Linked DNA regions of Homo sapiens: region 2 is linked to region 1. A link is an interaction called in ENCODE POLR2A ChIA-PET data of the cell type or tissue named here. Cell type or tissue: GM12878. All regions are shown on one strand. Each heading gives the region's core, and the rest is flanking DNA. Links, peaks and the distances in the headings are about the cores only.

The links. Peaks named below come from ENCODE experiments on the same cell type or tissue, not always from the same donor. Only the 100,000 strongest peaks of a DNase experiment are listed, where the experiment ranks them.
Region 2: POLR2A ChIA-PET joins it to region 1 with 5 read pairs; 20 of 35 experiments call an interaction of 5 or more read pairs at or near these places.

Annotation. Positions count from the first base shown.
Region 1 is chr12:53,309,879-53,320,970 of GRCh38, forward strand. It overlaps AAAS (aladin WD repeat nucleoporin), which reads right to left. Exons shown (of 16, transcript NM_015665.6): 2 at 10,687-10,814; 3 at 5,849-5,904; 4 at 5,457-5,548; 5 at 5,216-5,262; 6 at 4,873-4,971; 7 at 4,420-4,563. Among named protein-coding and RNA genes, the nearest start is that of AAAS, 6.2 kb to the right of the region's middle. RefSeq lists an enhancer at 10,271-10,360. In GM12878, for the core only: no CTCF peak of the experiment used is centred there; a DNase peak (open chromatin) is centred at 4,293; H3K27ac peaks cover 201 bases.
Region 2 is chr12:53,192,171-53,203,891 of GRCh38, forward strand. ZNF740 (zinc finger protein 740) reads left to right here. Exons shown (of 7, transcript NM_001004304.4): 7 at 1-2,972. It overlaps ITGB7 (integrin subunit beta 7), which reads right to left. Exons shown (of 16, transcript NM_000889.3): 2 at 8,902-9,024; 3 at 8,073-8,276; 4 at 5,580-5,781; 5 at 5,323-5,493; 6 at 4,409-4,650; 7 at 3,871-4,029; 8 at 3,456-3,551; 9 at 3,204-3,293; 10 at 2,028-2,174; 11 at 1,538-1,731; 12 at 970-1,193; 13 at 521-740; 14 at 160-368. The coding sequence starts at 8,273. Among named protein-coding and RNA genes, the nearest start is that of ITGB7, 9.2 kb to the right of the region's middle. RefSeq lists an enhancer at 8,461-8,690. In GM12878, for the core only: no CTCF peak of the experiment used is centred there; a DNase peak (open chromatin) is centred at 8,501; H3K4me3 peaks cover 2,754 bases; H3K27ac peaks cover 3,132 bases.

The DNA.
Region 1 (11,092 bases), core at 1,112-9,111:
GAAAAAAACAGCGAAGGGGAAAAACGACCAAGTCACCACGAGCAGGTCAACAGAGAAGAGGTAATCTGCAAGGTCTCAGGCCAGGGTGAAAGAGTGCTTTCACGAGATAGGCCATGAGGCAAAACCTAACCAGTAACCTAGAAGGTACTGCCCCTGGGGCGATATCAGGCCCTACCCCAGAACACAGCTCTCTGCCCACAGGCCATCCAGCCTGGCCATCCATCTATCCAGGATTAATAATCTATGACATTACTTCAAGGTTCCAACCTTTTCTCTCCAGTTATCTAACACTCCTCAGAACACATCCTGTGCTCCCAAACAGCCCTCCTGCCTTGCCTTATCAAAGTACCTCCCAACTCTGCAGCTCCCGCGTTTGCTCCTTATCATAAAGATGCTGCAGGCTGGGCGCAGTGGCTCACGCCTGTAATCCCAGCACTTTGGGAGGCCGAGGTGGGCGGATCACGAGGTCAAGAGATCGAGACCATTCTGGCCAACATGGTGAAACCCCGTCTCTACTAAAAGTACAAAAAAATTAGCTGGGCGTGGTGGTGTTCGCCTGTAGTCCCAGCTACTTGGGAGGCTGAGGCAGGAGAATTGCTTGAACCCGGGAGGCGGAGGTTGCAGTGAGCCGAGATTGCACCACTGCACTCCAGCCTGGCGACAGAGCGAGACTCCGTCTCAAAAAAAAAAAAAAAAAAGATGCAGCATGTGGCTCGGCCTCCATCACCAGCAGGGAACTACCTGAGGGCACCTGCCATGTGTCTGCAGCTGTGTATTTCCAGAGCCATGTGCCTGGCCTGACAGACGAAGGCTACTACCTGAATTAATGCCACCTCTCTTTCCACCTAACTATAACCACCTTCAGCTCCAGTGAAGTCTTAGTCATGGATGTACAATTTAATTCTCTTGAACTTTATGATAAATCACAGCTGCCTTTGCAGGTGGGTTCAGATTCATCTCATTCTTTTCAGTGGCTCCATTGTATACCACTCAATAGATGAACTATAATTTATTGAGTCATGCCTCTACAAATGGACATTTGACTTGTTTGTAATTTTTTATTATACATAATGCTGTAAAAAATATTTCCTGGGCCAGGCATGGTGGTTCACACTCCAGGATGGAGTGCAGTGACACAGTCATAGCACACTGCAGCCTCAAAGTCCTGAGGCTCCTGCCTCAGCCTCTAAAGTAGCTAGGACTACAGGCGTACACCCCACGCCCAGCTAGTTTTTTTATTTTTATTTTTTGTATAGACAGCATCTATGTTGACCAAGCTAGTCTCAAACTCCTAGGCTCAAGCGATCCATCTGCCTCAGCCTCCGAAAGTGCTGGAATTACACGCATGAGCCATCACGCCTGGCCTTGTTTTTTGTTCATTTATTTAAAAAAATTTTTTTAAATCGAGTTCCGCTCTTGTCACCCAGGCTAGAGTACAATGGCATTATCTCAGCTCACTGAAACGTCCACCTCCTGGGTTCAAGTGAATTCTCCTGCCTCAGCCTCCTGAGTAGCTGGGATTATAGGCGCACGCCACCACACCCAGCTAATTTTTGTATTTTTAGTAGAAACAAAAAAAACCAACAACCTTCCAGGCGTGGTGTACGCACCTATAGTCCCAGCTACTTGGCAAGGGGCTCACTTGAGCCCAGGTGTTCAAGGCTGTAGTGTGCAATGATTGAGTCTGTGAATAGCCACTGTATTCCAGCCTGGGCAACATAATGAAACCCCATCTCTAAAAAAACCAAAAAACAGGCCAGTTGCAGCGGCTCATGCCTGTAATCTCAGCACTTCGGGAGGCCGAGGCAGGCGGATCACCTGAGGTCAAGAGTTTGAGACCAGCCTGGCCAATATGGTGAAACCCCTGTCTCTACTAAAAATAAAAAATTAGCCGGTGTGGTGGCACGCACCTGTAGTCCCAGCTACTTGGGAGGCTGAGGCAGGAGAATCGCTTGAACCCAGGAGGCAGAGGTTGTTGCAGTGAGCTGAGATGGCGCCACTGCACTCCAGCCTGGGCGACAGAGTGAGATTCCATCCCCCCCCAAAAAAAATCTGTGATCACGTGTTTTTTTCTTATAGTACCTATTGTCAAGGTTTAGGTATCAGGGTTACATTAGCTTTATAAAAATAAATCAGGAAGATCCTGCAACAAAAAAAAGGGAGGACAGGCCGGGCATGGTGGCTCACGCCTGTAATCCCAGCACTCTGGGATGCTGAGGCGGGCGGATCACGAAGTCAAGAGGAGAATCACTTGAACCCGGGAGGCAGAGGTTGCAGTGAGCCGAGATTGCACCACTGCACTCCATCCAGCCTGGGCAACAAAAGTGGAACTCCATCTCAAAAAAAAAAAATCTCATTATTTTCTTCTACAATCCACTTTGGTAACTTATATTTTGCTAGAAAATCAAACATTTCCACAGGGCACGGTGGCTCACTTCTATAATCCCAGCACTTTGGGAAGCCAAGGCGGGCGGATCACAAGGTCAGGAGTTCAAGACCAGCCTGGCCAATATGGTGAAACCCTATCTCTACTAAAAATACAAAAATTAGCTAGTGCGTGCCTGTAGTCCCAGCTACTTGGGAGGCTGAGGCAGAAGAATCACTTGAACCCGGGAGGCTGAGGTTGCAGTGAGTCGAGATCGTGCCACTGCACTCCAGCCTGGGCAACAGGAGTGAAACTCCTTCTCAAAAAAAAAAAAGAAATCAAACATTTCCTTCAGATTTTCAAATCTGTTGGCCTAAACAAGTCCACAATATTCTTTTATAATTCTTCTATTTTCTCCCGTATCTATATCTTTCCACTTCTGAAAATAGTATACTTTGGTTTTCTTTTTCTCCTTAATTAGGCTAACCAAGAGGTTTTCTTCTTTATTCATATATATACGTATATACACGTATACATACACGTATATATATATATACGTGTATATATATGTGTATATATATAAAACATATATGTGTGTGTGTGTGTATATATATATATATTTTTTTTTTTTGAGACAGAGTCTTGCTTTGTTGCCCAGGCTGGAGTACAGTGGCGTGATCTCAGTTCACTGCAACCTCCGCCTCCCAGGTTCAAGTGACTCTCCTGCCTCAGCCTGCCAAGTAGCTGAGACTACAGGCGAGCACCACCACGCCCAGCTGATTTTTTGTATTTTTAGTAAAGATGGGGTTTCACCGTGTTAGCCAGGATGGTCTCTATCTCCTGACCTCATGATCCACCCGCCTCAGCCTCCCAAAGTGCTGGGATTACAGGCGTGAGCCACCGCGCCTGGCCTTTTTTTTTTTTTTTTTTTTGAGACAGGGTCTCACTCTGTTGCCCAGACCAGAGTACAGCTGTAGTGGCATGATGTCAACTCACTGCAACCTCCGCTTCCCGGGTTCAAGTGATTCTTGTGTCTCAGCCTCCCAAGTAGCTGGGATCACAGGCACGCACCACCACGTCCAGCTAATTTTTTTGTATTTTTAGTAGAGATGGGGTTTCGCCATGTTGGCCAGGCTGGTTTCGAACTCCTGGCCTCAAGAAATCCACCCACCTTGGTCTCCCAAAGTGCTGAGATTACAGGCATGAGCCACTGCGCCTGGCCTAATTTTTGTATTTTTAGCAGAGACGGGTTTTACCATGTTGGCCAGGCTGGTCTCAAACTCCTGACCTCAGGTGATCCTCACGCCTTGGCCTCCCAAAATGCTGGGATTACAGGTGTGAGCCACTGTTCCCAGCCTTTATTCATAATTTTTTTTTTTTTTTGAGACAGAGTCTCGCTCTGTTGCCCAGGCTGGAGTACAGTGGCATGATCTTGGCTCACTGCAACCTCCGCCTCCCAGATTCAAGCGATTCTCCTGCCTCAGCTTCCCGAGTAGCTGGGACTACAGGTGTGTACCACCATGCCCAGCTAATTTTCATATTTTTAGTAGAGACAAGGTTTTGCTATGTTGGCCAGGCTGGTCTCGAACTCCTGACCTCAGGTGATCCAACCGCCTCCACATCCCAAAGTGTTGGAATTACAGGCATGAGCCACCGCACCCAGCTTAGTCATAATTTAAAGAACCAGTTTCTGGTTTTATTTTTAGTTAGTTTTCACAGGTATTCTTTTTCTAATTTTATTAGTTTCTGATCTTATTAGTACTAATTTTCTTTACACTTCCTTTAAGTGTAAAGGAAGTGTATAGTCCTCTGAAAGAGTCTTTCCACCCCGTAACCCACAGACACATTGTCCCCACAATCCAAAAAGCCCCTAGTTCTCTTTCTCCAGATTAGAGTATTCTCAGCAACCCACCTTGATCTTACTTCTGCTTTTCCCATAGCCCTGGGAAGTGCTGTGAGGACAAAGAACTTCTCCTTTCAGACGTCCTCACCACCCACCATGCCTAGCATTGCACAACTCTCAGGCCAAGGTAAGGCAGGCTACTAGGACTTACCGGGTAGACAAGGAGGTAGGGTCCAGGGTCCAGATAAGAATGCAGCTCTGGCAGGCCACAGCCAAGACAGAGGCACTAAGGGGCTTCCAGGCCAGAGACGCCACATTTCGCTGCAGCCGGTGCTTCAGGGAGGGGACTATGGTGCTAGGGTGAAGGGGCAGGAAACTGAGTCAAGGCAGGAACACTAAGGCTCCAGGGACCAGAGTGCAGTTAAGGAGGGAAAGCCACAGAGAAGAAGGATGATCCATCCAGGGGCCAGGGGCACCATAGGACAGGAGGGGATAAAGGTTAGGTCTAGAAGAAGCACGCATCCAGTTATGGAGCTTCCCTGACCCCAGTTCTGGAAGGAGCCCCATGAATCAGGTTCAAGAACTACAGGACTCCCCGGAACCAAGGCTGGCAAGGGAAGGTGATATTGACAAGTCAGAGCCCACCTGGTGTCCCCACACACACCTGCTGGCATTATACACACGGACTGAGTCATCTAGCAGGGCCACTGCAAACTTGTTGGTGTGGGGGTGCCATGCAAAGACACGCAAGCAGCAGCTGGACCTAAGGAAGGGGTTAACATGAAGAGTTCCTGCACCTATCCCTACCCTAGCCCAGAAGCTCACATTCATTTCCAGTAAGGACATGGTTTTTTCCTACTTTTTCTTGTATTCTTTTTTGGGGGAACAGGAGGAATGAGAATATGGTGAGCAATCAGAAAAGGAGTAGGAGTCTTTGCCTTCTCCCCAAAGGGAGTTTTGAGGTTCAGGACTTCCTTTCCACAAAGCTCCAGGGCTTGTGCACTCACCAATTTGTGACTTGGGCAAATTCAGCGATCAGATCTTCGCTCCTGAGCTGTAAGAACAAGATAGACACAGGACACACTGGGGCAAAAGGAGTCCATCTCCTCAATATTCCAACAGGGGAGCTGGACCACTCCTACCCTCTGAAGTCATCACACCCAACCCTGACCTGCAAGGATAGGAATGAGGGCAGAGTAGGATGGGGACACAGCAAATGCAGAGGGCTGGGGAGGAAGCCAAACTTACAGACAGATGGGGGAACAGGGACCCATGGAGGGAAGAGGCCCATCGACAGAGTGCCAGGGCCCAGCCGGATGCCGTCTTCACCCACTCAAACACTGTAGGGTTGAGGAAGCAGCTCTGATTAAACCATTCACAGGCCTCTTACCAGGTACCTTCTAGGTGAAAGACAAGGAAGGACAGGCACTCCCCAGGTCCTTCTGCCCAGTAAGTGCTCTCAACACCACACTCTGGACACCCACTCTGGACACCCACTCTGGGTTATTTGGGTAGGTAGAGGAGAGGACAGGAAAAATAGGGCTAAAAGAGGCTGAGCCAACAGGTGTCGGGGGTGAGTTCAAGAATATGGAGAGGAGATAACCACAAAACTAGGGAAGGCTGGAGGGAAAAATACTTACCCTCTTCTTCTGAGTTTGCAATTTCATTTAGCACCCCAAAAAGGCCCACATCACGCCTGATAAGGGAGGAAAATGTGGGTCAGCTTACTCTGATCCCCTCTGTCCCTCTCTACCAGTTTCATTCATTCAATATACATGTATTAAAAATATGGGCACTCACATTTAATGAGTGCCAACTATGTACCAGGCACTCTACGGGCTGTCCTTTCATTTACATATCTCACAAATCTGAACGAGATTCTACCCATTTACGGATGAGACAACCAAGGCTCAGAGGACTTTTGGGGCTTTGTGAGCAGGTTAAGGAGTTGGGACTTGCTCTAAGACAATGAATGGAAAGCCATGGAAGGGTTCTAAGGAGAAGAATAAACAGATCACACAGCAGCATTTTAGAAAGAGCAGTCTGGCTGCAGATTAGAGAGTGATAAGAATAGAAAAGGCCAGGCTGGCTGTGGTGGCTCACGCCTATAATCCCAGCACTTTGGGAGGCTGAGGTGGGTGGATCACGAGGTCAGGAAACTGAGACCATCCTGGCCAACATGGTAAAACCCCGTCTCTACTAAAAATGCAGAAATTAGCCAGGTGTGGTGGTGCGTACCTGTAGTCCCAGCTACTCAGGAGGCTGAGGCAGGGCAGGAGAATCACTTGAACCCAGGAAGCGGAGGCTGCAGTAAGCCGAGATTGTGCCACTGCACTCCAGCCTGGGCGACAGAGTGAGACTCTGCCTCAAAAAAGAAGAAAAAAAAAAAAGAATAGAAAAGGCCAGGCGCGGTGGCTCACACCTGTAATCACAGCACTTTGGGAGGCCAAGGTGGGCGGATCACGAGGTCAGGAGATCAAGACCATCCTGGCCAACATGGTGAAACATGTTGAAAAATATGAAAATTAGCCAGGTGTGGTGGTCCATGCCTATAATCCCAGCTACTCCATAGGCTGAGGCAGGAGAATCGCCTGAACCCGGGAGGTGGCGATTGCAGTGAGCCAACATCGTGCCACCACACTCCAGCCTGGGCAACAGAGCAAGACTCCATCTCAGACAAAAAAAAAAAAAAAAAAAAAGAAGAGAAAAAATAGAAAAAGTCCAGGTGCAGTGGCTCAACCCTAGCACTTTGGGAGGCCAAGGCAGGTGGATCGCCTGAGCTCAAGAGCTTGAGACCAGCCTAGGCAACATAGGGAAATGCTGTCTCTACAAAAAAAAATACAAAACTTAGGCAGGTGTGGTGGCACATGCCTGTAGTCCCAGCTACTTGGGAGGCTGAGGAAGGAGCATCACTTGAGCCCTGGGGGCTGACAATGCAGTGAGCCGTGTTCCATGTTTGCGCCACTGCACTCCACACTGGGCAACAGAGCAAGATGCTGTCTCAAAAAATAATAATAATAATAGAGAAAAATAAATCAGTTAAGAATCTACTTCAGGGCCGGGTGCGGTGGCTCACACCTGTAATCCCAGCACGCTGGGAGGCCAAGGCAGGTGGATCACGAGGTCAGGAGTTCGAGACCAGCCTGGTCAAGATGGTGAAACCTCATCTCTATTAAAAATACAAAAATTGGCCAGGTGCGGTGGCTCACACCTGTAATCCCAGCACTTTGGGAGGCTGAGGCGGGCGGATCACAAGGTCAAGAGATCAAGACCATCCTGGCTAACACGGTGAAACCCCATCTCTACTAAAAATACAAAAAATTAGCCAGGTGTGGTGGTGGGCGCCTGTAGTCCCAGCTACTCGGGAGGCTGAGGCACGAGAATGGAGTGAACTCGGGAGGCGAAGCTTGCAGTGAGCCGAGATCGTGCCACTGCACTCCAGCCTGGGCAACAGAGCGAGACTCCGTCTCAAAAAAAAAAAACCAAAAAAATAAAACAAAACAAAAATTAACCAGGCGTGGTGGTGTGCACCTGTAGTCCCAGCTACTCAGAGGCTGAGGCAGAAGAATTGCTTGAACCCAGGAGGCGGAGGTTGCAGCGAGCTGAGATCACGCCACTGCACTCCAGCCTGGGTGACAAAGTGAGACTCTGTCTCAAAAAAAAAAAAAGAATCTACTTCAGGAACCTAGGAAAAAGGTGAAAGTGGCCTGAACTGGTGGGGATGAAGAAAAAGAGACAGATTTGAGAGATTTAGGAATTAGCATAAACAAGATGTGAAGACTAATCAGACATTAGTAAAGGAAAGAGCAATACAACAGAAACACCTAGGTAATAATTACATCAGCTAATATGCTTACAATGTGCCAGCTCTGGACTAGGTGCCTCACATTAACTAATCAAGCCATTATGACAATCCTACAAGATAGGTATTGTTATCACTGCATTTATTTTTATTTTATTGAGACAGGGTCTTGCTCTGTGACCCAGGCTGGAGTGCAATATCACCATCACGGCTCGCTGCAGCCTCAATCTCCTGAGCTCAGGTATTCTTGCCTCGGCCTCCCGAGGAGCTGAGACTACGGGTGCACACCATCATGCCCAGCTAATTTTTAAATTTTTTGTAGAGATGGGGTTTCAGTGTGTGTGTGTGTGTGTGTGCGTGTGTGTGTGTGTGTGTGTGTGTGTGTTAAGACGGAGTCTCACTCTGTCACCCAGGCTGGAGTGCAGTGGTGTGAACTCGGCTCACTGCAACCTCTACCTCCTGGGTGCAAGCAATTCTTGCACCTCAGCCTCCTGAGTAATTAGGATTACACACGGAGTTTCACCACATTGGCCAGGCTGGTCTCGAACTCCTGACCTCAAGTGATACACCCGCCTTGGCCTCCCAAAGTGCTGGGATTACAGGCATGAGCTTCCGCGCCCAGACTATCACTGCATTTTTAGATGAGAGAACAAAGGTGTGAAGAGGCTAATTAATATGAACAAGGTAATCTAAGTAGAAAGTAGCAGTCAGGATTCAACCATCTATCTACCCCAGAACCTATACTCAAACCACTTTTTCCTGAATGAGTAATATGATCATTCCTTAAAGTGAACCATCCAGAGAAGCAGATTTGGAGAGAGAAATAAAGAGACTGGATTTGAGCATGCTGAATATATGAAGTCTGCGAAATATTCAAGCAGGATAATTTGGCAAACACGTGAACACCAGGTCTGATGCATCAACTGGAAATCTAGCCCCAAGAACACCAACATTTAAGGGACATCAGGAAGAGGAGCCACCAAAAACCCTGAGAAGCAGCAGCCACAGAAGTAGGAGACAAGGAGCCTGGGAATGAATGGCTTTTCAACAAACTGATATTCAACTTCACACACACAGGCATGCCCATTAAACTGTACTGAAGTACCAAAGATCAAAGCTTGACAGCACATGTGTTGGAAAACAGGCACTCCCATACACTGCTGGTGGGACCATATACATGTACCATTTTGACAGAGGGCTATTTGGAACAGCTCACAAAATTACAGATGAACATACCCTCTGAGCCAGCAACTTAATTTCTAGGAATTTATCCTACAAATGGTAATGGTATTAATAAAAATATTAAGTAACCCTTTTTTTTTTTTTGAGACAAGGTCTCACTCAGTGCCACTGCACTGGCACAATCTTGGCTCACTACAACCTCCACCTCCCAGGCTCAAGTGATCCTCCTATACATAAGCCTCCCAAGTAGCTGGGAATAAAGGTGCATGCCACCATACCCAGCTAATTTTTGTACTTTTCTTGTAGAGAAAAGAACATGGTTTCGCCATGTTCCCCAGGCTAGTCTCAAACTACTAAGCTCAAGCAATCTGCTGGCCTCAGCCTACCAAAGCGCTGGGATTATAGGCGTGAGTCACTGTGCCTGGCATAAATAACCCTTAAAGGAATTAATATGTGCCATTAATAGGTCCAGGTGCAGTAGCTGTAATCTCAGCACTTTGGGAGGCCAAGGCAGGCCTGAGGTCAGGAGGCCAGACCACCCTGGCCAACATGGTGAAATCTCATCTCTACTAAAATACAAAAAGTTAGCTGGGCGTGGTGGCACATGCCTATAGTACCAGCTACTCGGGAGGCTGAGGCAGGGGAACTGCTTGAACCAGAGAGGCGGAGGCTGCAGTGAGCCGAGATCGCACCTCTGCACTCCAGCCTGGCAACACAGCAAGACTCCGTCTCAAAAAAAAAAAAAAAAAAAAAAAGAAAAAGAAAATGAGCCGGGCGCGGTGGCTCACGCCTGTAATCCCAGCACTTTGGGAGGCCAAGGCGGGCACATCATCTGAGGTCGGAAGTTCAAGACCAGCCTGACCAACATGGAGAAACCCTGTCTCTACTAAAAATACAAAATTAGCTGGGCGTGGTGGCACATGCCTGTAATCCTAGCTACTCGGGAGACTGAGGCAGAAGAATCGCTTGAACCTGGGAGGTGGAAGTTGCAGTGAGCTGAGCACGCCACTGCACTCCAGCCTGGGCAACAAGAGTGAAACTCCATCTCAAAAAAAAAAAAGAAAATGAAACCAGGTAGTGTAGCTCCACTCCTACAAGTGCAAAGTGGATGACCTATGTAGGAGATTATTCAGTGCAACCTTATATCTGATCTTGCTGAGCTTCAGGTAAAAGCTCAGAAGTGGTAATGCCATGAGGTGGGGGCAGGGAGCAGGTTCACCTAATCAAGCCAGAAAGCAAGGCAAGTTACTAGAGATGAAATGGAAGTACTTTTTCCATAGTGTTCCTGGGAAGGGCAAGGAAGGGAACCTGACATTTATTGAGCATTTGAGTTCTATAATAAGGACTAAAAATTTCATATGATTTAGGATATACAGCTCTCGTGGAGACAGCCTGAATAAAAGTCTTTTGAAGAACACCCCAAGGTAAAGGGGTGTTGACTCATTTTCCAGGATCTGCAGACTGTGACCCAGGAAACCCTTTGCCATGCCTCACCAAATGTTGATGCATCTCTTCCACACTTGCTCCCGGTGATGGATGAAGGCAGTTCTTGTGCCATGGTCCAGCCTTCCAGGGGTCTTTAGGGGATCCTTTGTCAGTTGTAGGACAGGAAGATTGATCCACTATAGCACAAAAGTGAGGAGTGTGACGGTGATTCAGTCTCTTCCCAAATCTTTAATTCCGTGCCATCTCCAACCCACCGCTGGGCTAAGTATAAGAGATTCCAGAGGTCTGTTTCCCATTTCCACAAAGCTAACACTTGTGAGAATGGGAAACAAGTCTTAGCTCCCGTATCTGTGCAACTAGAATAATATTTCATAGGGTTGCTGTGATTATGAAACCATATGACATTTTTAGAAAACACCTGACTCAGCCTCTTTCTTACATAGCAAACGCTCAA
Region 2 (11,721 bases), core at 1,596-9,595, 120 kb before region 1:
CTTAGCCTCGTCCACTTGCTCAATTGCCTCTGCCTTTGTCCTGGATTCACAGTTCTGCTTCAGCCCCCAGCCTGTTTCCCATTATCTTCACTCTGCATCCCCAGAGTTGAGACCCTGCCCATCAAACTTCCAGGGTTTGTGGCATCCCTGCCCACTTACTTTCTTGGGGTCTCACTCTGAGCACGACCGTGCCTCTGGCGTCATCCTCCACCAAGAAGAAGAACAGCTGGTTGTCCAGGGTCCGCTCTTTGCACCAGCCATCATCCAAGATAGGGGCCAAGGCCAGGGTCACATTGGTATGGGCACAAGCTGTACTGCAGTTGGTGGCCAGTGGGCCAGTCCTGAAGGCCCCACACTCTGCACAGTCCCTGTGTAGTAGATGCCAATAGGTTACCAGCTGGGCAGTTGTCACCCAATGCCCCTTGCCCAACTACAAGCAGGACGGAGAGTAGGCAGATGGGAGTAGCTCAACAAGCCCCACTGTGCCCCTGCTCCCAAGATGCAAGACCTGAGGCCTCACCGGTGTCTCTCGCATGGTGTCTTGCAGCCTGGGCATTGGTCGCATAGAGCACCATAGTAGCCGTCCAAGCACTGGCAGCGGTTGCATTTGCAGCGTCCATGCCCACTGCAGAGCCCTCCCTCGGGACTGATGCAACTGTCCATGTCCCCACTGCATTCGCATGCTCTGCCCGTGCGGTTGGCATGACAGTGACATACTCCACATTGGCAGCGACCAAAGCCTGGGGTAGAGCCATGCAGAGGGTGACAACCATACTCCACACACACAGTTGGCCATCATGTGGCACGACAAGCCCACGCATCCAATCTTTTTGAAGTATGCCAACCACACCCTCTAACCCATACACCGGAATCTTTTGATATTTGCCTTCCATGCCAGGAGATTCCCAGAGCCTAAGTGCCTTGGGAAGGCCTCTCAGACCCCGCCCTTCTCCCCAAGGCTCCAGGTACCTCCGCAGAGGATGCCCTCATGTCGCTCACAGCTGGCATCGTCACACTCGCACAGATGCCCAGAGCTCTGTCCACTGCAGCTGCAGCGTCCACATTGACAGTGACCCTTTCCACTGCACAGGGGCCCTGTGCCATTGGGAGCCCGGCACCCAGATTCCAGGTCTGGGGAGGACAGCTCTGCCACAGAGCACTCACAGAGCCGACCTAGGCGGCCAGGGGCACAGCTGGAAGGGGAAGGCAAAGGAGAGAAGTAGGTCAGAGGGTTTGATCACCCCTGACTTGTCTCTCCCAGGAACCTCTAAACCCAAGTTCTCAAAAGAGTTGGAGACAGACAAACAGCTGAAAGGATGTTAAGTATAGTGAAACACTGAGGGGTGAGAGAGTGGAGGGAGCCCCAGTCAGGGGGAGGGCCTGGACATACATGGGAAGCTTCAAGGGATGAAACTGAGTGGGGAGTCGGGATGTCGAGGAGACTCCTGTGGGGGGGATGGAAAGCAGCGGAGGAATACGGGCCAGGGTTGGTTGGTTGTTGGGAGCCAGGTGGTTGAAGGGAAGAGGAGGCCCTCACCTGCATACACCACATTGTAGGTGTCCCTGGCCATCACTGCAGTGGGGAGCCTGGGGCTGGGTGTCACTGCAATTACAGTCACACAGCGTGTGCAACTCCACAATCAGCTCCTCTGAGAAGCCAAGGGCCCGGAGCCTCAGGAGATGGGGCTCTGGGAGGCAGTGGGTGGCTTGGAGAGAAACCCAGAAAGTCACCTGAGAAGAGGCAGGAATCAGGCCATGGTTATACACATGCACACACACATACCCCAAACTCACCAATCATCCAGAACCTCACCCCTTAGTAAATGAAGGGATGGGGTCATGTTAACACCCAACTCCTAGAAACATGCCTGAGGAAGCCACTCAGACTGCTCCAGGAAGGATGGATGGAGGACTACCTCAGGCTCTCATGTCACTCCCTGTACCTGCCACCCATCTTTTCCTGCCTGCTTAATTTCCCACTCCCACCTCCCCCTGCCCGCCTTCTGCCTGTGCTTGCTGGCTCTCACCGTCTGGTTGATTCGGACGTGGTTGCACTGTCCTCGATCCTCAGCCTTACCCTCCCTCTTCTCAGGACCCTCACACTGGGATTCGTAAGAAATGTGGACCCCAGGAGGGAGTGAAGAGTGTTCAAGGGTCACGGTGGAAGACAGGCTCTATGGGAAGAGAGCGAGTGGATAACCACGTGAAGGCAGAAAAGGACTCCAACCCCACCTTATGTCCTCTCCAGGTGTTCCCAATTCTGCCAGCACCCTGCCCTCTGCCACCTGGGGCTCCTTCCATTCTGCCCAGTCGAGGCATTTCTGGAGGGAGGACCCGTGAGAACCTTGCATAGAACATACAGGATCCAGAGGCCTCTAATACAGCATTTCAGTGCAGCTGCCAGCAAGGGCCACTGAGGGTCACAGGCTGGCCAGGTGCTGTAAATGTACAGAGACCATGTTTGTGAAGCCCCACATCAGGACACATAACCTGGGTGCATGCCAGGTCTAAAGGGCAGATTCATTACAGAGTTTATCTTGGGAAATTTGATACTGTCTCAGATTTTCTTGCCATAGGTTTAGGAGATGCTCCCTGTTATCAAGAAGCCTACAGCCTAGTTGCAGAGGTAAGACCTAAACCACTAAGAATTTTTATGGTTCCTTCTACCTGTAAAATTCTATGGTTCTTGTGAAGAATAGCTCTGAATTATTTATAAACTTAGTGAAAGCAGGCTCCAGATCTCACATTGTTTATGTACAGACTGACTGGGGACAAATGCCAGCCCTTCTGTTTGTTATCTTTGTGACCTTGGACAAGTCACTTAGCCTCCTTGTGTGGGTTTCCTCATCTGTAAAATAGGGATGGTAACAGTTATGAAGCAAGGCTTTTGGCAGGGTTAAATGAAGTAGCAAACAGTATGTACACCTAGGATGGTGGGCGCATGAAATAAAAGCTCAGTGATTGAAACTTTCCTTTCTTGCCCAGAGCAGAGCTCCATGCTGTCTGCATGTCAGATGTTTTAAGATTTATGAATGTAAGATTGAACAGTTAATGACAGCCACATGCAGACTATAGGTAGGAGCTGTGGAATGTTAGACCAAAAAGTGACCATTTCCTCTTAGTTCTGCCACCCCACCCAAGGGCCCCTTTCCACCTTTCCCTAGTGCCCACCCTCACCATCTCCCCTTCCCCTGGCCCCTCACATTATAAGCATCCATGATGAGCTGTACCACGTTGCTGGAGTCCTCACTCAGCTCCCCAACTGCAGACTTAGGAATCAGTTTACTCAGCTCCTGAGTTTTGGGGAGTTAAGGGAAATGGTGGGTCACAGCTCTAGGAAAATGGGCTCCCGGAGGTCTGGAAGGAGGGCATATGGGGGACGGAGAATGTATCTTTGGGGGAATTGAGAAAGGTTGGGATGGGGCTGGGGGATCTGACATGTAGACAGCTCTCACCTGGTAGACAGGCAGTGCGGCACTGGTGACAGCAAAGATGGGCTGGATATTTGCTGCAGAGAGGGCCTGGGCTACCTGACCCACAGAAGGGTAGTCCTGGGACAGGGAGCAGGGACAAGGTGAGCCCCACAGGTTTCCCCCACAACATGCAAGGTGCCCTCAGCCCAGGGAATCCAGGAACCAAGGTTCCACCAGCTGGAGGAGCCCTGGAGGCTTGCTATGGAATAGGAAGGAGGTAGGGAATGGGGTGACAAAGGTGTCCTGTCTCGGCAGCTGAAAGGAGGAACTGCTGGAGAAGATGGCAGGGTGTCTACAGGGTGGTTACTGGTGAGGACTGTAAGGCTGGGAGTGGGAGTCCTGGAAGGAAAGAGGTGTGGCTGAAATGGGGAGAGGCAGGGTGACAATAGGGACTCACAAACTCTGTGCTGCGACTGTAGAGGCCATTGCTGTCCAAGTGGCAGTGCCCATCACTGGGCATGAAAATGCCGCCCAACTTCCCGTCCCCAGCTGTATGGAATGTGTCGTCTGAAGTGAACACCAGCAGCCGGGACACATTTCTCCAGCCAATCTGCTCCTGAGTTACAGTGGGGGTGGTAGGCTATGCACCTGGGCATGGCCCTTGAGCCACCCCAGCCAGCTCTGTGAGCCAAGAATGTGGCCAGCCTCACTCTGAGTCAGCTTGTCCATCCCCTTGCCTCCAGTACCTTGCTTCTCCCTGCTCTCTCCAGCCCCCTAAAGAAGGCTGCTGCTAGTGGAGGCTTACTTGTGAATTCGAAAAACATGCCTCCTCCTCAAGATATTTTACTCCAACCCACCAGGTAATTGCTAAATATACAAACTACAGCAACTATGGTATGAATGGCACCCCCTAGAACTGTGCACTACACAACCATAAGGGGCAGTCCTGTTCCCAAACAGACCTCCAGGCTCAGATCCCCGCCCCACCTCCTCACCTGGCAGAGTGCAGCCTGCAGAATGGCATCGAAGCCACCTTCAGGCGAGTCCAGATTGCCGGACACACTCTGGCGCCCCACCTCCCGCTCGAAGGCTTGTGCGTCCCCCGTCAGGGACAGCACATGGTGAAAGCTGAATGGTGACTGGCAGCGCTCCAGCCGGGTGGGGCAGGGGTGGCGCAGTTTGGAGGGTACTGTGCTCACAAAGGGCAGCACCGTTTTGTCCACAAAGGAACCAAAACCTGGGAGAGGAGAGGAATGAAGGTTGTGCCAGAAGTCGCAGGGCAGCAACAGAGGACCCATGAGAGCGCTCTATGGGAAGTGGGGTGGGGAGGACGGTGATGGGAGAGGGTGCACCTAGGGGGCAGGGACCTGGTAACTGGCAAGCAAAGCAGTGAGACCACTGGCTCAGGGAAGTGGCAGGTAGAAGACATTAAGAGGAGGACACAACTTCCTGGGCAAATGGGAACTTCCAGAAGGCGGAAGAAGGCCCGGGTATAGGATATGGTAGCAGCATGAGGCAAAGGAAGGAAATTTGAATAGAGGAGAGTTGGCACAGAATGTGGAGCCAGGGACAGTGGCATCTAGGTCTTGTCCAGGGAGACTTGCATCAGGGCAGGTTCCAGGTTGGTAGGCCCAGGGCAGCTGTCCAGGCCCAGAGAGTGCCTGAGCACAGTCTCTCCAGACGCTGGGTCTCAGGCCTGTAAAACGGATAGTCTCTTGAGTCCTCTCCAGCTCTGACCTAGAAGATGGGTGTCTAGGGAGAGATGCAGGAACGAACCTGTGGCCTGGCTAGGCCTGTCAACAACTGGGAGGGCAAGTTGGGGCCCTTGTGAGTCCAGGATGTTGGCAGAGGCTAGGGCAGTGGTTGAATAGGCAAGGGCTAACAGGGCGGGAGGCAGCGCTCGGCTCACCAATGCGCACAGAATGGGTGACTTCCTGCAGCCGGACCAGCAGAGCGTGCCCGAGCTGGCGCACGCGTTCCAGGTCGTCCTTCATGGAGTAGCTCAGGTCCATAAGGTAGTACAGGTCCACCGGGTATCCCTCAGCACGAAGGAAGCGGACCTGGAGCTGCTGGGGCTCCCCTAGGGGGTGGGCGGCGGGCGGGTCAGCAGAGCGCATTGGAACGCCAGCCTAGACCTCTGGCCTGGCCCCGCCTCCCCTAACTCACCAGGCCGCAGCGTGACCCGGACCCGCTGCGGCGCCAGCTGGGTGGCACCCTCTCCGCGGGCGCCCTGGCTGAGCGGCTGGTCCTGCAGCACCTCCTGCTGGCCGCGGGGCTCCTCCAGCTCCTCCAGCGGGCAGCCTCGAGCCAGCAGCTCCTCTCGTCGGGCGCAGCGCCGCGCCTCCGCCTCTCCCGACGCGGTGAAGTTCTGCTCAGCAAGAAAAGGCGCGTCGGGACCCGGTCCTGCATAGGCCCTGGGCCCCGCTCCCAAAAACACCCTGCAAACCCGGCCACCTCTAATGCCCCCACCTCCAGTCCACTCCTTGAGTCCCTGATTCCCTCCCCTCTTCCTCGCCACAGCTACCCTTGAACTCCGGTCTTTTTTGTTGTTTTGTTTTGTTTTTGAGACGGAGTCTCACTCTGTCACCCAGGCTGGAGTGCTGCGGTGCTATCTCCGCTCACTGCAACCTCCACCTCCCGGGTTCAAGTGATTCTCGTACCTCAGCCTCCCGGTAGCTGGGACTACAGGCATGTGCCACCACGCCCAGGTTTTTTGTATTTTTAGTAGAGACGGGATTTCCCCATATAGGTCAGGCTGGTCTCAAACTTTTGACCTCAAGTGCGCCCACCTCAGCCTCCCAAAGTGCTGGGATTACAGACGTGAACCACCACGCCTTTTTTTTTTTTCCTACTGTAAAGACAGGGTCTTGCTTTTTTGCCCAGTCTTGTTTCGAACTCCTGGCCCCAAGAAATCCTCCTGCCCCAGCCTCCCAAAGTACTGGGATTACAGGCATGAACCGCCACCGGTGGAACTCTGGTCCTTTCTTCCTTGTCAGAGCCCCACTTCCTATAGCAGTCCCCCACCCCTCCCCTATCTCAACTCCCCCTTGCCCCAGCCACCTACCCCTCTCCTCCCCAATAGAGTCACAGACTTCCTGTTGAGATCTTAGAGACTTCACTACCACAAAAAAACAGGGGCCTTGCCTCCTAGGCCAACCTCCCCAGCAAGCTCACACCAAAATGGGAAGGTGGTCAGACTAAGACCCACAGCTCCTTGGAAAGGAAAGGATAAGAACAGAAGAGGAGGCGTCCTCCCCACCAATATGTCTGGTATCCCTGGGACTGGTTGGGAAGCCACAGGGGAAGGAAATGGTTAGAGCGGCTTCTCAGCTGGCCCTAGGTGTCAGGAGACTGGAGAAGCCAGACACAGACCTGACCATCTCAAGAGCGCCAGCTCCCCAGCTCCAGCCTGGCACCTCTGCCTCTCTGCCTTGTGCAGACTCAGTATCTACCCTTCTTGTCCAGTCAGATTCACTGTGTGCCTTTCTCCTGGGTCCCTGTGTGCCTTTCTCCTGGGTCCTCTAAGCATCTGTAGCTCTGCTTCCATGTGAATTTGCCCCCATCTCTTATCTGGGCTCCCACACTGATCTAACCCTCCATCTTACACTGAGAGAGGCAGACCTGCCCCCATCCCAGCTTGGGCACCCCTCCTGCTCTGCTGCTCCATGAGTTCTGTCTCTTTAAAGCATAAACAAACAACAGCTTTGTTTGAAGAGCCAGGGAGACACCTGCTCCCTAGCATCCTTCTTGGCCACTTAGGTAGCTCAAGCCTTTCCAGTCCCCCTCAAGCCCATATGCTTCCACCCCTTCCCTTTCTACCTGTCCAGTCATAGGCTACTACACACCCAGGAACAGAATGCCTCCACCCAAAACACAGACTTAGAAATCTAACCACACACTTGCTGCTATGGACTGAACTCTGCACCCCTACCCCTCCCCACCCCCACCCCATCCTCTGTTGAAGCCCTAACCCTCCATGTGATGGTATTTGGAGATGGAGCCTTTGGGAGGTACCTAGGCTTAGATGAGGGCCTAAGGGTGGAACCCTCATGATGGAATTAGTGCGCTTACAAGAAGAGAGGCAGTTCCCACCCCCATCCCCCAACCCCATCCCCACTATGTGAGGACACAGCGAGAAGGTAGCCAGTCTGCAAGCAAGGAAGAGGGCCCTAACTGAGGAACCAAATCAGCCAGCACTTTGATCTTGGACTTCCCAGCTTCCAACATTAGGAGAAATGAATTCCTGTTGCTTAAACCACCCAGCTTATGGTATTTTGTTATGGCAGCCCGCACTGGGTAGTACCTTTCTCCCATGTTTACATACACAACAGCTCCCTCTACCTATACACAAGCATGAATTCCCACAAGCACATACTTTCTCCCAATTCATGGTCACAAATTCTCTCCATATATACACAAGCAAATGGATACAGACATAATCCTAAGTGCACAAGAAACTTGCATGCATGTGTATGCACACACGTATATCCACACACAGGAGTCCTATGTGCACAAACTCAGTCACACATGAGACTGTGGAGTGTTCCCAGAAAATCATACATGTGCCCACACAATCACACACATATATCCAGGCTGCACATACATATACACATACACATACACATACACATGGTTCAAAGACCATAGGCCCATCTTTACCAGTTGCTTGCACCATGCACAGCTGGGGTGTGAGAGGATGCACTTCTGGCAGGAGGGGGCTGGCTGGCAGGACCCCAGCATGGACAGGTGAGGATTCCGCCATTCTGTGGCATCCCCTGTGGATGGGATCTTGGCGTCCAATTCACTCTCACCTCTGCTCAGGACCAGCAGCAAAACAAGGACCATTGGCAAAGCCACCATGCCCTGTAATAGGATATAAAGGGGGACATGTGGGTCCTCAGGGAGGACTCTCAAACTCTCAGTCCTCTAAACTTAGCTTGTGGTTATCACTCTCAAAACTCTGCCCCAACACTTTATCTCCCCTCATAGTTTCACTTCCCCTGTGGATTCAGCAGTTTCTTCAAAATAATGGGAAGGAGCAGGTATCACGCAAAGGTAGGGGCCTCCGGACGTGGTGGCTCATGCCTGTTATCTCAGCACTTTAGGAAGCCAAGGTGGGTGGATCACCTGAGCTCAGGAATTCGAAACCAGCCTAGTCAACATGGCGAAACCCCATCTCTACTAAAAATACAAAAATTAGTCAGGCATGGTGGCGTGCACCTGTAATCCCAGTTACTCAGGAAGCTGAGGCAAGAGAATTGCTTGAACCAGGGAGGCGGAGGTTGTAGTGAGCCGAGATCACACCACTGCACACCAGCCTGGGTGACAAAGCAAGAATCTGTCTTAAAAAAAAAAAAAATAGGGGCCTCAGAGAAGATCTGTCCTTCCTGTGTGCAGACTTCATGTGGCCAAGGTGGGCAAAATGGCCTACTAAAGGATTTGGGGACTGAGCCTGAAAGCACTAAAGTCTGCACCCAGTTCTATTTACCGAGATCCCAAGCCGTAGTGGTAGAAGAGCCAAACAGGAAACAGACCAGATTCTGGTGCTGCTGCAGTCACTCACTGGCTGTGGGGCAAGTCAGACTTTCTCTCTGGGCTTTAGTTTCCACATCTGCAAAGTGGAGAAGTTGAATAAATAGTCTGACATACTTGGCGGCTTTTACAATCTTGGATTCTAAATAAGAGAAGAGGGTCAGTGACTGGGAATTAAAGAAAAGAAAGCTGGAGCAGATGAGGGAGTGTGTGAAAGAGTCAAGGAAGAATAGTTCTGCTTGGTTGACATGGTAGCAAGAGGAATGAAGATTAGACCACAAGAACTCTCTGCAGGTCTGGGATAAGGGGAGAAAGGCCAGTGTTGGCAAAAAAATTTTCTACTTTCTGTACTTTGCACAAAGATAATCTAGATTGAAGAAAGAGCCTGGAGACAGGGTAATACCTTGAGTGACCTTCAGGAAAGCCAAGCAAATTCCTGATTTTAAAAAAACATATTAATTTTTTAAAATGAGCAGGTAATTCATTTACCACGCTTCATAAGTCAAAAAGTTAAATCCCATTGGCCCTTTTTTTTTTGCAGAAATGGAAAAGCTGATCCTAAAATTTATATGGAATTGCTCGGAACCCCAAATAGCCAAAATAATCTTGTAAAAAAGATACTGCAAAGCTACAGTGATCAAGACAGCATTGGCTGGTCGCAGTGGCTCATGCGTGTAATCCCAGTGCTGGTGAGAAGACAGCTTGAACCCAGTAGTTTGAGGCTGCAGTGAGCTATGATCGTGTCACTGTACTTTGCCCTGGGCAACAGAGTGAAACCCTGTCTCTTAAAAAGAAAAAAAGAAGACAGTGTGGTACTGGCATAAGGATACACATATATTATACATCAGTGGAATAGAATTGAAAGAGTCCAGAAATAAACTATGCTTCTGTGGCCAATTGATTTCCAACAAGGGTGCCAAACCATTCAATGAGAAAAACTGTCTTCAAAAAATGGGGCTGGGGCTGGGCACAGTGGCTCATGCCTGTAATCCCAGCACTTTGGGAGGCCGAGGCAGGTGGATCACTTGAGGTCAGGAGTTCGAGACCAGCCTGGACAACATGGTGAAACCCCGTCTCTACTAAAAATACAAAAACTAGCTGGGTGTGGTGGTGGGCGCCTGTAATCCCAGCTACTCAGGAGGCTGAGGCAGGAGAATCACATGATCCCAGGAGGCAGAGGTTGCAGTGAGCTGCAATTGTGCCACTGCCCTGCAGCCTGGACAACAGAGTGAAACTCTGTCTTTTTTGTTTTGTTTTGTTTTTTTGAGATGGAGTCTTGCTCAGGCTGGAGTGCAGTCGCGCCATCTCAGCTCACTGCAACCTCTGCCTCCCAGATTCAAGCAATTCTCTGGCCTCAGGCGCCCAAGTATCTGGGACTACAGGCATGCGCCACCACACCCGACTAGTTTTTGTATTTTTAGTAGAGAGAGGGTTTGACCACATTGGCCGGGCTGGTCTCAAACTCCTGACCTCAAGTGATCCACCTGCCTCAGGCTCCCAAAGTGCTGGGATTACAGGCATGAGCTGGGATTACATGCCCAGCTGAAACTCCATCTTTAAAAAAAGGCCAGGTACCGTGGCTCATGCCTGTAATCCCAACACTTTGGGAGGCCGAGACAGGCAGATCACAAGGTCAGGAGTTCAAGACCAGCCTGGCTAACATAGTGAAACCCCGTCTCTACTAAAAATACAAAAATTAGCCGGGTGTAGTGGCACACGCCACCACTTTTTCTCAAAAAATAAAAGGTGCTTTCAACATGCAAAAGAATGAAGTTGGACCCCCTCCCCACCTCACACCATATACAAAGGTTAACTGAAAAGAGATCAAAGCCCTAAATATAACTACTAAAACTATAAATTCTTAGAAGAAAGTATATAGGTAAATCTTCATAATCTTGGACTTGGTAATGGATTCTTAGCTGTAATACCAAAAGCACAAACAACAAAAGGAAAAACAGATACATTGGACTTCATCAAAAATTTAAAGTTTTGTGCATCAAAGACAATGTCAAGAGAGCGAAGACAACCCACAGAATGGGAGAAAATATTTGCAGATTATATATCAGATGAGTATCCTTAATATATAACGAACTCTTACAATTCAACAACAAAAAGACAACCCAACTTTCAAAATGAGCAAAAGACTTAAAAAGACATTTCTTCAAAGAAGATAGACAAATAGCCACCCAGCAAATGAAAAGATGCTCAACACTATTAATCATTAGGAAAATGCAAATGAAACCCACAATGATCTGGGTATGGTGGCTCACACCTGTAATCCTAGCACTTTGGGAGGCTGAGGTGGGTGGATCACTTGAGGTCAGGAGTTCAAGACCGGCCTGGGCAACATGGTGAAACCCCATCTTTGCTAAAAATACAAAACTTAACTGGGCATGGTGGTACATGCCTGTAGCTCCAGCTACTCGGGAAACTGAGGCACAAGAATCGCTTGAACCCGGGAGGCAGAGGCTTCAGTGAGCCAAGATCGGGCCACTGCACTCCAGCCTAGGCGACAGAGCGAGACCCTGTCTCAAAAAAAAAAAAAAAAAAAAAAAAGAAAGAAAGAAAAGAAAAGAAGAAGAAAAAAACCACAATGAGATACCACTTCACTTCTACTAGAATGACTATCAAAAAATGAAAAACAATGAGTGTTGATGAGAACATGGAGAAATTGGGATCTTTATACATTACCGTGTAAGGAATGTAAAGTGGTACAATCTCTGTGGAAAACAATTTGGTTCCTCAATAAATTGAGCATAGGATTATCCTATAACCT